Linked DNA regions of Homo sapiens: region 2 is linked to region 1. Evidence: chromatin loops called from intact Hi-C (ENCODE). Cell type or tissue: HepG2. All regions are shown on one strand.

Region 1 (8,000 bases):
GGATAAAATGACTAAAAATAGGGAGCTACAATTAACCCAGAGGGAAAGCTGTAGTTATTTAGGGCACCACTAAATAACAGCGGAGGCACTAGCGGTAGCGGCTGCAACCCTCCTCTGCGTGTAAATATAGATATCTCTACCAGGCGCTTCCGCAGGGAGAGGCGGAGAAGGGAAGAGATGTCGGGGCTCAGAGTAAAGAAGGGAGAGGAATGGGAAGGCGAGGATGAAAGGTTCGGCGGGAATGCATGAGCTACTTTGGAATGCAACCAGGAGAAATTCAGTGGAAGCACCTGCCTCTGTCTTTTGCCTCTTCTGAGGACTGGGACCCAAGTGCCCCTTCTCCCTGGCAACTGCCCTGCCTTCCCGGCCCGCCCACCGCTCTCTCTCCCACCTCCCTTTCTCAGCCCTTGGCAGCTCCCACATCACTGCTCTCATTATACACACTTTGTTATGTTTCTCCTTCAATCCTTAGAGACACTCTCAGGCACGGCCAAAATATATGAAGCCAAACAACTGGCCAATAAAAATAAGAACACAGCCCCTGCCCTGACAACACCATCCACACAAGCTATGAAGTGCCCTGGCCCACCCGTGTGGTCGTGCAGGGAGGGCCATGCCAGGTGGGCCAATTCGTCCACACTGTCAGCTCACCCTTCCGATGGAATGCAGCCACACAGACTGGAGGGCAGTGGGGAGGGGGCAGGGGGGTAGCGGAGTGGGGGATAGGGTGGATTTTACACAGACCAACCTTGATGTCTAATTCTTCAAGTGCTTAGGCATTTGATTCACTGGGTTGATTCACACAGTGACCTCCTTCTAAATGCTGAGGGCAGGAGAGCACTGAGGGGAACTTTGCACCTGTTAATATCCCAAATTTGGGGCCAGGTGTGGTGGCTCACACCTGTAATCCCAGCACTTTGGGGGGCTAAGGTGGGCAGATCACTTGAGGCCAGGGGTTCGAAACCAGCCTGGACAACATGGCAAACCCCTTCTCTACTAAAGATACAAAAATTAGCCAGGCGAGGTGGCGCACGCCTGTAACCCCAGCTATTTGGGAGGCTAAGGCATGAGAATTGCTTGAGTCTGGGAGGTGGAGGTTGCAGTGAGCCAAGGTCGCGCCACTGCACTCCAGCCGGGGCAACAGAACAAGACTCTGTCTCAAAAAATTTGGGAACAGAAGCCCTTGATAGCAACGGGCCTTATAAAATCATGGTTTAGGGCATGGGCAGATTCAGGTTTGAATGCTGGCAAAATGACTTGCTAGCTGTGTGAGCTGGGGGAAATTTACTTACTCTGAGCTGTTTCCTTGTAAGATAAGATTATCTCAAAGGTCCTATAAAGACCAAAACTTTAATGACTCTTACCTACAGCAGGCTAAAGAACCTGGCAATTCTCCTCTTTAAAGGAAAAAATAATTTAGTACTCAAAGGGGTTTTATATAGCCTTATGGATTGAAAAAGAACAACTGAATGAATAAACTGCTACAATAGATGGCACTTATCCCCATGGAGACTCATTCACATCCATGTCCCCTTGGCTGACCTGTATCCATGTGGTGAAGTCCGTTGTGGTTGTTACAGTGATTATTTAACATGTAAAGAAATTCATCTTTTCGAAACAGGGTCTTGCTCTGTCACCCAGGCAAGTGCAGTGGTGTGATCTCAGCTCACTGTAACCTCTGCTTCCCAGGCTCAAGCGATCCTCCCATCTCAGCCTCCCATGGAGCTGGGATTACAGGCATGTGCCACCAAGCCCAGCTAATTTTTGTATTTTTTTATGGAGATAGTGTTTTGCCATGTTGCCCAGGCTGGTCTCGAACTCCTGGGCTCAAATGATCTGCCTGCCTCAGCCTCCCAAAGTGCTGGGATTACAGACCTGAGCCACCGTGCCTGGCCAGGACTCATCTTTATTAGAAATTGATCAAGATCACTCTACACTGGTCAGTCAAGATAAGCATTTGTCTCCTAACTCCCTAAAACTGTTTTGCTCAAAGTCAAAAGTCTACCTGATATCAACATGGCAAATGAATCTTTTCCCACTTAAAATATGTCTTTGTCACCTGATTTTGAAATACAGCAACAAATGCCTATAAGAATTGTGACTACAGGAGTCACCTGTTTTGGGAAGTTTAAAAAGCTGAATGTTTTTCAACATTTTTATTCTTTACTATGCCTGGAAGAAAAACTTTGATGGAAAAATAGTTACTATTTCAATGTACTGGCACTCAGTCACCCTGAGACCCTTGCAGGCCTTTGTCGGAGAACTGGGCCAAGGCGTCTCCCCTGGGGAGCAGGCAAGTAAGGGTTTCTTGCTTGGTTCCCAGCTAACAAGCTCAACATCCCTGAGACCCTCTAAAGTTAAACATGGGTGAGAGCAGTGATGATGGGACAGTAAGAGAGTGAGGTTTGGGACCATGGATCCCACACAACCACGGCGTATGCAGCACTGACTCTCGATCCTTTTATGGAGCTCTGGATTTATGAAGTATCATTTATTCTAATAACCATATGTGCTAAGCCAAATAAGGGTTATCTTCCCATTTTTCAGATGAAGATACTGTCTTGTCCACACAGGAAGCAGGAGAGCCAATACTAAGAAGCCAGTACACGAGTCGCTTCACTTTTTTAGGGAGCTTGTGGGTGAAAATACTGGCATCTCCTGCAATGGGCATTTCCCCTGGCCTCGCAGTACGACAGCCCCCCACGCTAAGGAACAGTAGCCACGGGACATTTATTGGTTCCTCTGTTGCTACCAGGGGCAAGCTGGAGAGGCCCCAGTGACTTGGGAAGGAGCGCGTTCCTAAAGGGCGGGGGATCTTAAAGGGCCGGGGGGATCTGGAGGCTCGGCCAAGCGTCCTCATACCGAGGCAGAGAGCTGTACTGGCGCTGGGCCTGCTGGGAGCTCTCGCGCTCCTCCTGCCGCTGCCGCTGCATCTGCACCTCCACGGACACCGAGTGTCGCCCGCTCTGCGTCGCCGGCCGTGCGTTCGGCTGGAAGAGGAAAATACAAGCACATCGTTAACCAGAAAGTTCTGTACAGATCACACAACTGGTTGACTCCATTTCGATTCTTATGAATTGACTTTGAAAATTTTGAAAATTCTGTGATTTGTTTTTCAAAATCGTTTCTTTGAGAAAAGTGGCATACATATATTTGCTCTTATGAGCCCATAAACACTCAATTTTCTTAAACTGTGATTTTGGCTTTGGCATGTGGTTTAAATTGAAGAGATCAAACTTTCTAGTCTTCTTTAATTTTTTTTTTTTTTTTTTTTTTTTTTTTTAGAGATGGGATCTCACTCTGTCACCCAAGCAGGAGTGCAGTAGTGCAATCATGGCTCACTGCAGCCTTGAACTCCTGGGTTCAAGTGATCCTCCCACCTCAGTCTCCCGAGTAACCGGGATTACAAGCACAGGCCACCATGCCTGGCTAATTTTTTTTTTTTTTTTTTTTTTGGTAGAGATGGGGTTTCCCTATGTTGTCCTGGCCTCAAGCAATCCTGCCTCAGCCTCCCAAAGTGCTGAGATTACAGGTGTAAGCCACTAAACCCAGCGTCTAGTCTTTATAATGAGGCTTGGTAAATGCTGACATAAGACACCATTTACCTCTCTCCAGAATACACAGAGCAGATACAATAAGAATGAGGCTCTTCCAAAAACTAGAAGATGTTAATGCCAAAAATAAATAAATAAATAAAAATTTGCTACAACTCTCAAAAGAGGGAAAGTCCAGGAGTGCACACCTGTGAGGTGGCCATGTTGATGAATTTTGGGGGGTAGGTATATATTTTAGTTTTACAGCAGGATACAGTATAGCTGATTCCCTTTCTAGTACAGGATGACAGTGAAATTTTAAGCCAAGATTAGTTTAAACTAGGTACCAACAGGTCTCCTGCAATCCACAGATGGCAGCCAAACAGGGAACAGAAATGCCTATCAAAAGAACAAACCCAAAAGCTACTCGCTACTTAAATTGGTTATTAGGTAATGCATTTTACCTTAGTTATTAGGAAATGGCAATTTACCTAAGTTAATCATCCCCTATAGAGAACACTTCAATCCTTCTAACTAAATACTTTGGTTAGCACTCCATTTCAGGAGTTCAAGACCAGCCTGGGCACCACAGTGAGACCCTGTCTCCACAAAAAAATTTTAAAAATTAGTCAGGTGCAGTGGCACATGTCTGTGATCCCAGCTACTTGGGAAGCTGAGACAGGAGGACCGCTTGAGCCTAGGAGATTGAGGCTGCAGTAAGCCATGACCGTGCCATTGCACTCCAGCCTGGGTGATGGTGCAAGACCCTGTCTCAAAAAAAGAAAAAAAAAAAAGGAAAAACGAAAAGAAAGAAAAGAAAAAACATACTTTGGTCAGCAAGTCATCTGGTGATTGGTGCTTCTCACCGAAATCAGATTACTGAACGTGTATACCGCATGGTATAGATCAGGTTTCTGGGATGCTTCAATTTCTCACTGACAATGGTTACCTTACCTTCTAGATCTGGCCTTTTGAAATAAAAGTAGCTGTGCTCAAAATATACAATGGTGCCTCTACATTTATGAAACATCCCAATGGTTTGTCACAGCATCAGCAGTAGGCCCCTTAAGTGATCCTTTTCAGTACTCGCCACCCTCAGTTCCCCCTCTGTTATGCAACGTTGTGCAACAGGCATAGTCTGAGTGAGGAATGTCTGTTTGAAACAAGTTATTGATTTTCTTTTAGAGTTGAAAGCTAATGGTAGACTTTGCCCTGATAATGATTTTCTAAAACAACAGAGTCTGAACATTCATTTGGCGAGCTGTAAGATAACAGGTAGCCTTGTTACCAAAAGAATGGCTCCTATGGTTGGCTTTGGCCAGCACAGAAAGAAATCAAGCATCATCTATTGTTCTCTTTCTGCAAAGCCAGCACAACCTTACTTGTTGATAAGCAGTAATGAAGCAATATACAGGACAAACATTTCAAAGCATATGGGCTTAGTTAGTGAGCATATTAAAAATATCCCGATACAAAAATAATGTGTGAGGAGATTAGGCTTTACAATACCCCAGTCTCTACTAGGGGCTTTATAACCACACTCACTGGAACAAATGTGTATTCAGAGACCCGCTTCACAACACCGTTCAAATAACACATCAGTGAGGCCTTCAGCAAGAAAAACACTTCGCTGAGCGAGTTCTGCTTATGCAAACAATTGTTCATCAACTGCATTAAAAGAGACAGACATTTTCTTCCATTACACTTGATGAGGCTGGCCAAAAAGGAAACTGAGCTGTTTTCTTGTCACGGTGAGCAATGGGAAGCTTGAGATAAACCACTGGACAGAAAGAAAACACTACACCATTTCCTTTACACCCTCAAAAGAACCACATTTTCCTTTCCTTTTCACTCAGTGTAAACTATATGCATGTGTCAAACAGTCTTGAAAGATCTGGCATTCTGCAGCAGGATTTAGTAACCAGCTTTTTAAGCTCGTGCTGTTCTGTGACAAGCTGCTTGTGGAGATGTGAAGGGAAATTGCAAGGTCTTGTAGAAATTTCAGGTGTATTTTTAAGTTGTTTCTCCCATAGGCCTGAAAATTTGCTTCTGACAGAGAAAAAAGAAGTTGAAGGACTTGTTTTCTCTGCTGTGTGTTTTCTGACACTGTTCGCCTCAAACTTTATCAGCTACAAGTATCTAGTTGGATCTGGATACATTCCAATGATGACATTATCAGCATATGGGGTCTGAAAACTTAAAAGGAGTGAATGAGTTTGGGATCAGCAAACTGACATATTTCATACTATCATGCTCACCAGGAAGAAACATAAACATTGGCTTCACCATTAATAGTTTACTCCATTTCTCTTTTTAGAACTTGCAAAAGGGTGGGTTACTAAACAGAATCACTCTTACCTTTAAGATAAAACCCTCTAACAGGTCACATATTTCAAGGAAGATTGCATACATGACCAGCCCAGAGCAACAACTAAATAAGTTCATCCCGGCAAGTTTGACACTTGACCTGAATAAAAATCACCCCTCTAATTCACAATTTAAATGAAGACCTCTTAAAAACAAAAACTGGATGAACAGTATTACAATGGCAATCTGGAATTTTACACACTGTGGCTTCAATCCCTATGGCATGAACAAAATAATGTATCTGAGTCCAAGCACAAAAATAAAGTGAAGAAAAGAGGTAATTTGTAACCTCACAGAGAAGTGTATGTTTTCAAATAAAATATCATCAACAACTGCAGCGACAAAGTAACACCCACATAGGGAAATACCTGCGCAGGCATAACTGTAATAACTCTGGAGATTCACCAGAGAACAAGGCGAAGCTCTGTTCTAACAGTGCAAATTACAAATAACCCTGTGATGAAATTGGTTACAAGCAATGACCTTTTAAATAAAAAAAAAACATGGCTGCCAGAGCCATAATAACAATAGAGATTGTAAGATGGAAATAAACACACGAGTATATATTACACAGGATGCTGGAGAGCCATGATATGTAAATCTCTTCATGGCCTATGTTTAAAACCACAAGTGAAAAATATGTATTTTTTTTTGTAAGTGGACTACAAAGTACTTGTCTTTCTCATAGATTATAAAGGGATAATAATTCAAGCTTGAGGAAGCTATACAATGTTGGTATCATTTAGTAGGGTAAAATATAAAAAAATATTTTCCACAGTTTTTTTTTTAAACATTTTGTTTTTATTTTAGAGTCAGAATCTTGCTCTGTTGCCAAGGCTGGAGTACAGTGGCACAATTACAGCTCACTGCAGCCTCAAACTCCTGGGCTCAAGCTGTCCTCAGTAGCCAGGACTACAGGTATGCACCACCATGCCTGGTTAATTTTTTTTTTCTTTTTAATTTTTGTAGAGGCAGGGTCTTGCTGTGTTGCCCAGGCTGGTCTTGAACTCCTGCTCTCAAGTGATCCTCCCACCTTTGCCTCCCAAAGTGCTGGAGATTACATGCTTGTAATGGTCTCATACGGTGTTTTATGAATTAAGTCTTTAAGCATTTCTCTTAATTAAATAAAATCATTGCTTCAAAATAAAAATAGAAAAAAATGAAAATACAAAACGAAATATTTAATAGACAGTTAACAGAGTAAAGAACAAACATGAATATCCACAGTACAAAGTTTCAGTACTAATTAGAACTAGGTAATACTGTAAGACTTTGACAGCTTAATATGCGAGTGTGCTGCCACTTATGAAATAAAATCATTGTTATATTAACATATACATAGAATATTCAATAATTTCAAATAATCTATCACTTTTCTTCTTATAGATAAGGAAAATAGTGTGTAAGTATGTGTGGGTGTGCACGTGTATATATATATCCACACACATATGTAATATTTTTATAAAGGATCACTTTGAGCAGATTTTCTCCTTAAATTATGAATGATAAAAATCTGCAAAATTTTGTATGTCCAAGGGCACATATAGAAAACAAAAAGTAAAATACAAAACATTCAGGCACTTTGGATGAAAACCTGTGATGAAGATGATGGTGAGAATGATGCTGATGACAAAAAGACTAATGGCATTCCCTTGAGATTCACAATCCTTACTTTAGCAATTCACATGAGCTGTGACCCTAATAGGAATTCCATATTCTGATAAGAGTAGCAATTTAAAGATTTGGTAGGGAGCAGAAATCATTTTTATGCCATTAAATCATGTGAAGAGTGTCAACTGTTGACTCTGTTGAAAAGTGGCCAGTGCTAATATTGGTAATTATTTTCTTCAGTAGACTTATGTACAACCTTTAATCAAAACAACGTTAACTTTTGTCTACCCATCGTGCCTTCCCAGCCTTCCGCACCCACCCACACATGCCATAATTATGTAACTATTGACTGAACTCTTGTGGGTCTTGAATGTTGAAAAGCTTAATTGCTCCTAAGGATGTGAGTAATGGCTGAAAAGACTGCAAAGCACACCCGTTTCCCTCATGAAGTTTTTAGAAATGAATGTTTTGGTCTTAATTGTATTTGTC
Region 2 (8,000 bases), 93 kb after region 1:
AATATTTATATGTAAAGTTAATCCTCAGTTACCAAAAATCTTACCTAGTGGAGATGAGACTCATTGAATTTCTAATATATTTTATATGCTGTAAATTTATAAAATTAGCCATACATTGCAAGGCTAGGAAGTTTTAGAATTCATAACAAAATGTGAACATGTGAGTGATACTGTGTCTTTATGAAATGTGCTCAATGCGAGGCCAGGACTAAGAACTTCCCAACATATAACATATAAACACCTATCTTCTCTGTTATCATAATCAATGCAAAAACAGGTCATGTGTGCACTCACACATGTATTGTACATGTATGTATGTGTGTGTGTAGTGCAGGTGGTGGAGAGAAGAGGAATTGGAAGAGTATGAGGAATATTTGAGTTTTCTTTTATTCAGTAAGCTTGTGGTTTAATTCTTCCATGACATGTTAACATAAATCAGAACCACTCTTTCACTAGTGAATTGCCCCACATACTTTGCGTGTGGATGTTGGTTGAGACATTTGGTGGGCAGAGTGGCGATGGGGAGTATTTCTTTTAGACACCACCTTCTGCACTGGAGCCTGCTGGCCTGTGGAGTATACGTAACAGCTCAAGGTGTTATGACCTTTCTACTTACAAGGAGAAGAGATACATCCGGCGGTACAAAGTGGAAATAATTGATCATTCTCTCCTGATTGACATAGTAGATATTAATGATCAAAAACTTGATACCTGGGAAGGTGCTCAGACTATTCAACAAGAGTGACTCTAACTCTGTGGTCTCCTAGAGGAAGTTCACCACATCACTATCATCACAGCCACAGCCTGGACTTGGTTCTCAGGAAATAGGGTGTCTGGGATGATTTCAACCATGTAATTTCTAGGAAAACTAGAATTCAGTGCACAATGGTCATTTAGGAATACAGACAATTGCTTCCTGACTTGACTTTTCAACACAGTGTGGTGGTAAGGGGTTGGCTGCACACTCTCCTATGACCCTGTGCCCCCAATATTAAAGGAACGTACTGTTTTTCACCTGTTCAGGTGACACCTACCAATCATAAGGGAGGACAGGTGACATGTTTATGGGCTTAGGAGGAGTGAGGAACTGTGTCAAGGTCTTTGCATGTGTTATCTCATTAACACGGATTAACAGAATCTACTTCACCGGGTTGACGTGAGAATTGAGAACAGATACACAGCTCTTCAGCCTGTGACAGGCTCATGAAACGCACCGATAAACATTCGCTCTCTTCCCTGGACCCTTCATTCTTGCATTTCTGTGAGGGCAGAGCAATCACCTCCAACCAAGAGATGTGGAGATGTGTCTAGGGTCGTAAAGATTAGAAGGGGGCTGCATAAGGATTTGGGCCCAGTTCTGGCCCGTGTGACCCCAAGCCCTGGTAGGCCCTTGCCTCTGCCAAGTCACCTCCTACAAAGTGTGTGTTTCCTCTTTCAGATCACAGTTAGGCCAGCGGGAAGGGAGTGAGGATACACTTACAAATGCTCAGAACTGAGTGGGGCATACGCAGAGAGAAGGCAGAAGAAAAAGGGAAAGCAGAAACGACAGAGGAAGGGAGCAAAGTTCTAGTTAGAAAATGGAGGCCGGGAGTGATGTTTCACGCCTGTCATCCCAGAACTTTGGGAGGCCGAGGCAGACGGATCACTTGAGATCAGGAGTTCGAGACTAGCCTGGCCAACATGGTGAAACCTCGTCTTCTAAAAATACAAAAATTAGCTGAGCATGGTGGTGGGCGCCTGTAATCCCAGCTACTGGGGAGCGTGAGGCAGGAGAATTGCTTGAACCCTGGAGGCGGAGATTGCAGTGAGCCGAGATCGAGCCACTGCACTCCAGCCTGGGTGACAGAGCAAGACTCCATCTCAAAAAAAGAAAAAAAAAGAAAGAAAAAGAAAAAGGAGTAGAGATGCCTGTTCCTCTCCCCAGGAGTCTCACTGTCTGTGAGCATATCAGTATCTCCACCTTCCCAGGGTTATCCCAAAGATCTTCCCAAGGCTCTTTCTGGTATTTGGGGACACTACACTTCCTTCTTTCCATCAAGAGAAAAGGCCACTTTTTGGTATATCACGTAAGATGTTACTTCTTTGGAATCTCAGAGTGCTCAACTTTTTTTTTTTTTTTTTGCTCCCATATATTTCTGCTCTATTTTGCTTCCATGTGTATTTCTGCCCTCTCCTCCCATTCTTGCATCTACTAACTTAAGTATGCTCAAATCGCTATTATCCTAATTTAACTGATGATGCTATCAGGTGATCCATGCTGGGGAAATCAACACTTACCATCATGACTCCTCCCCCATCCCCGTGACTTTATTCCCCTGTGTTCCCACAACTTCTCCAGTAGAGATTTCTGAAACATCTCTAATAAAATCATGTCAGAACTTGAAGCCCTGTTATCTAGGTCATTCTTCTGGATCTGGTGGTTGTCAACACCTCTCTAAGCAGGCTTCAGTTTTTCTCATCTTTCTAGCCCGACCCCTGACAGCAATGTCTGCTAGCTCAAATTGGTATTGTTATTTTGTATTCTGCTCTTTTCCCACAGCTTTGTTTCCATCATTCAAAAGTCTGAATACTCTGCTAGGCTATGAGGGCACAGATATATTCAGAAAAGGGTCTCACTTAGGGAAATAACTCCCAATGTGTCACCATAAAATGTTAAAAATACAAGGCAGACAAGACCAGGACTGTACCTGGTGCGCCCTACAGCCCCTCGTGGAGTAGGGAACAATGGGAAGGTCAGTTGGGGCAGGGGGGGTTCTGAGGGGGGCAAAGGCCGCAGAGGTGGATGGAGTTCTGTGGAGCAGCTTGAAAAGCCATTAATAAATCAGGAGTTCAACCTGGTCAGAAAACCCTTACATTGAGGATGAACTGGAAAAAAAGAAACTCATGATTAAAAACCAGTTCAGAGGCCTTGCAAACATCCAGGAGAGTCTAACTTATCTTCACCAACACTGCCACCAAACCTCAGGCTCAGAGGCATCATCAGAACATTCTTCTCGAAGCCCCTTCATCTTTCTTCATCTATTTCACTCTTAAAATCAGCTTCAGTCACCCTAAAAATTCACTGGCTTCTCTTTGCTCTCCACACTATCTTAGGCCTTTCCAAAGCTTGCCCAAGTGTTTTATCACATTATCTTACTCTGTTTTGTGTTACTATCACAGAATACCTAAGACCATGTAATTTACAAAGAAAAGAGTTTTACTTGGCCCACAATTCTGGTGGCTAGAAGGTTCAAGATTGGGCAGCTGCATCTGGCAAGGGTCTCAGCCTGCTTCAACTCATGGCAGAAAGTGAAAGGGGGGTGGGTGTGTGCAAAGAGACCACATGGCAAGAGAGAAAGCAAGAAAGAGAAACTGAGGAAGCCGGACTCCTTTAACAATCTGCTTTGCTGGGAACTAATCCACTCCCACCAGAGCAAGAACTCACCCCTATGGGAGGGCATTAATCTATTCATGAGGATCTGCCTCAGTGACCCAAGCACGCCCACCATGCCCCACCTCCCAACACCACCACATTGGGGGTCAAACGTCAATATGAGTTTTGGTGGGGATGAACTATGTCCTAACCACAGCGCAGATGAAGCCAACCTTTATTTCATTCTCACTTCTTACATTCCACTCAGGCCTGGAAAGCCTATTGGTCTAACTTGACTCAGTTAATGATTACATAAATGTTTACAGACAATTATAAGGGTTTGGTTTCCTATTTGGTTATGTGGGAGGTGTAAAGATAAAAGAGAGAGGCCTTCAAAGGGCTCTCAATCCTATAGCAGAGATAAGATGGCTACATGATACCAGGGATAAAGGCAAGGTAAAACCACTGCCTGGCAGCAGAGGACAGGAGGTGACGTGGGCAGTGCTGCTCCACGATTCATGAATGTTTCATGTGATAATGACAAACGATTGACTTTTTTCTGTTATACATTTTTCAACTTATTTTGATTTTTTGCAGGGTATCTTTTTATATTAATTCTTTTTTTTGTTTCGTTTTTAGAGACAGGGTCTTGCTCTGTTGCCCAGGCTAGAGTGCAGTTGCAGTGGTGTGATCATAGCTCACTGTAGCCTTGAACTTCTGGGCTCAGGCAATCCTCCCACCTCAGCCTCCTGAGTAGCTGGAATGACAGGTGTGCACCACCATGCCCAGCTAATTAAAAAAATATATTTTTTGTAGAGACGGGGTTTTGCTATGTTGCCAAGACTGGTCTTGAACTCCTAGCTTCGAGTGATACTCCTGCCTCAGGCTCCCAAGCACTGGGATTACAGGTGTGAGCCATCGTGCTGGCCTTATATTAATTCTCATGTGTGGATGCTTTTGATTAAGTAGAGTACCTAAATTTATAGCTCTTCAGGGTTCACAAATTGGAGGCAGTGGGTGTTGCGATTTCAGAAAGTCCTAATAATGTTATTGCCATTATTAGTCTGGCTATACATGTGATTCTTATCAAAAAATTTAATAATTCTTCCTTGCACATCATCAATGACAAGCTAAACTGACCACAAAGGCCCTTATGGTTTTGAGCAACATAAGCAACGTGGGGTGGTGATGCCCGTTTCTGGGCACATGGGAGAGAAAAGCAGCCTCCCTTTGGCTCTTCCTTGCAGACACCACAACCAATATATAAATGAAAAGAAGTGGCTGATGCCTCTAATTCCACCACTTCGGGAGCTCAGGCAAGAGGACTGCTTGAGGCCAAAAGTTTAAGACCAGCCTGGGCAATGTAGCAAGACTCTGTCTCTGCAAAAAATAAAAAAAAATATATTATTTTAAAGTGTGGTTGTTTACATCGGGTTCATCATTGTATAACGGATATCTGAAAGCATCATACAGAGAGGACCCTCTTTTTCAGGAGAAGCATAACATCAGAAGTGACATTTTGAAGATAATTAAAAATTTACAAAGTCAAGACATTTCAGTAAAGAAAGACTATGAGAGGAATTCTCAGTACTTCGAAGAGTCTAGGCCCCTTGAAAAAAAATCTAAAATGATCAGGCCTGGTTTCTTTTAAGGGTGAGACGCAGTCAGGAATGTAACATGCTAGTTTTGTTAAGGGTTGTCAGATCAACAGTAATTGCAGTGGCCCATTTTGCTTATTAGAGCCCTCTCACCTATTGGCATTCCGGGCATCTTGCATCAATCCTGCAATAAAACCAATTAAAATTGCATTAAAAGATAAAACCTGAAACTTTGCCAATAAACGCTAAATACACTTTAAATACACTCATTTTGCCTCATTCTTGGAAGGTATAAAATGGAAAAGAATGGTGTGAATGTTGCAAAGGCTTATTGAGGACAGTACCAATCTCAGGAGGTCAGCCCGGAAAATACAATTAAGTTAGTAAACTGTGCCCAGACTTGTCAAATTTCCAGGTCTGGTTTCCATCAGTACTGTATTTGAGGGATTTCCTAAGTTTTATGTGAAACTCTGTTTCTACCTGTAATAAAGTAAGGGAGATATTTCTGAGATAAATATGTATTGAAAAATACATAAAATGTCATGATAGGCAAGCTGAAATGTCACTTTCAAAACTCTATCCTTTAATCCAATTCATAGCACATATGTTTCACAAGAAAGCGTGGAATTTGCTCTGTGAACATCTTTTACAGAAATAAGAAGTTACATTTTAAGCATGAAACTTAAGGACAACTTGCATGAACAGAGCTGACCCATCAAGAATTTTGAAGAGTTCCAACTCCATGGATTATAAAAATGTCTTCTAGTTACACTCTTCAGAAGTACATAAACATAGGCTTAACTTCTATCCTTCTATAACGTTTGTAGGACTGCAAGAGGTAAGAATCTTCTAAGGAAAGCCATATTTCCTTTAATCAAAAAAGATAGCGAATTATATTCGCAGTTAAATGAGTGCTTAGCAAAGAAGTGTGTGTGTCACACGCTGGCACAGGTGGATGGAGGAGGGTGTATTTAAAAATAATACTTAAAATACTGTTAGCATCCAAAAATTCAAAATAATTGTCATCGGGTGGTGACATTTGTGGTTTGCATTTGCTTTTCTGTATTGTATACACTTTTTGCATTAAATATGTAGTTGTTAGTATTTAGAAAAATAATTGCTCTATGAAAACAAATAAATGGGTATTAGAAATACAAAGAGAGTAGCTGACTGAATCTACTTGATTGGTCCCAGAGAAAAGAAAATACCCAAGTCAGATGGTCGACACTTATTTCTTACATCAACTGCATTCCCTCATTTGGGCACAGCTGATGGTCTAAGATGGCGCCACAACATTCTTGATGTCCTGCTACCCAGCTCAATATTTGTATGCAAATATTTAGGAAACATGCACAAAATTGAGCAAGTGGGATATACCACTTTAACAATAAGCATTCATAATGCTATTTGTACGACTACCTGCAGAGAACAACACTGGATGATCTCTTTGGAAATTTTATAAATGGAACACTGTCAAATTTGTAAGCAACATTTTAGACAGCAAATATGTTGCTTGGATTTTAGCCGTCTTAAACACTGCAAGCGGCTTAACCTTATCTCCTAGTGCCACTGCCTTCCTGGAGTAATTGATGCTTGGAGTCCCCAATTTCACATAAACCAGGACACTGTGTTATTGTATACAGCAATCTGACTGCTGGCAGAGACAGGAAACTGCACTGAACCCAGATCAATAGACATGTCAACAGTAAGCTGCTTAATCTAATTCAGCCTATCTCATCTCAGGGCACAGAGTTTGCAATTTTGCTGTTGGGTCCCTCTGGCAGGAAATGGTTTGGAAAGTTTAGTCTTAAGAAGTTTAAGTGATATGCTTATCCTTCAGGCTCTTGAATGTTTATTCAGCAGAATAGCTGCTTTAAATGTTTTATAAATGGCAGTAATGTAAACAAGGCATGTCTGACTTCCCTCACATGTGAAAACTATAATGGTGATTTCCTTGACTATGGACATAAAGATTAACACTACAGCCAATTACACTTTAGAGGAAACTGCTTGGGTCCACATTTTTAGCAAATGCCATCTTTAAACTCTGTCCCCATCCCCATCCTCATTGAATGACATTCTTCTCAGAAAAAGAAATGCTTTGATTTATATAAATATTTGTCTCTTTAACTATATTAGACAAATGACTTCTGTGGTTATGAAACCTCAAACGCTTATCCATCAGAGCATCATTCTTCTTCCTTGGAATAGTGTGATAGTGTGGGTGATAGGAAATCGTGGGTTGGTATGGAAGACACAGTGTGAAATCCAGTAACTCTGGCCTGCCTTAGACATCAACATCTCGGTGGGAGGATGTCCACCTCACTGCTTCCCTGTCCCTGGGTGCTCTCACTTGCTTGTTCTTGCGCTGTCTCTGTCTCTCTCCAGGAAGGGAGAACTAGATCGTACACGTCATCACTTGGAAGATAGAGTGTTAAATATCTGATACTGCTCACAGCTTTGGTGCAACTTGTCCTTGAATTATCAAAAAAGGAAGGGTACATATCATTTTCTACCCTTGTAAAAACACTCCCTTTGTACAAGTCTCAATACTTGTATGTATAAGGATAAGCTTTTGGAAAGGCTAATTCATTATTACTGTCATCCTTAAAATGCCCGTTACAGAGGTGTAACAGGTGGTGCGATCCCACTTCATGGATAAGGAAATGGGGGGCCGGTGTGTCAAGTGCCACACCTTGGAGCAGACAGCAGACTACAGGGATAGACGGGCATGGAACCATGCTCGTGGCGTGCACTGAGACAAAGCAGTGCATGAGGAGAAGCTTTGTAATCATGAAGTACAGAGGCAGTCATGCATGACTGTGGCCTAAGGGTGAGATGCTTTTGGATTTTGAATCGTGGGATATTTATTCAGTTCATATTTACTGAATTCCTATTGCAGGTCAGGCTTTGTTCTAGGTACTAGGAACACAATGTTGAACAAGACAGGCAGGATTCCTCCCTCTGCGACTCTAAAGAGGGAGGTAGACACCAAAAGGTACATAAATAAGTAATGTAGTTTCAGATATTGACGGATACCTTAAAAAATA

What was found. Peaks named below come from ENCODE experiments on the same cell type or tissue, not always from the same donor. Only the 100,000 strongest peaks of a DNase experiment are listed, where the experiment ranks them.
Region 2: it touches region 1 in a loop (5-fold over the local background); 1 of 110 quality-filtered maps calls a loop at or near these places.

What each region holds. Positions count from the first base shown.
Region 1 is chr10:34,116,751-34,124,750 of GRCh38, forward strand. It overlaps PARD3 (par-3 family cell polarity regulator), which reads right to left. Exons shown (of 25, transcript NM_001184785.2): 24 at 2,863-2,990. Among named protein-coding and RNA genes, the nearest start is that of LINC02629, 220 kb to the left of the region's middle. In HepG2, no CTCF peak of the experiment used is centred here; DNase peaks (open chromatin) are centred at 151, 4,731 and 5,141; H3K4me3 peaks cover 864 bases.
Region 2 is chr10:34,209,918-34,217,917 of GRCh38, forward strand. All of the region lies in intron 22 of PARD3 (par-3 family cell polarity regulator), which reads right to left. Among named protein-coding and RNA genes, the nearest start is that of LINC02629, 310 kb to the left of the region's middle. RefSeq lists a silencer at 6,384-6,678. In HepG2, a CTCF peak has its summit at 3,812; DNase peaks (open chromatin) are centred at 3,704 and 6,604.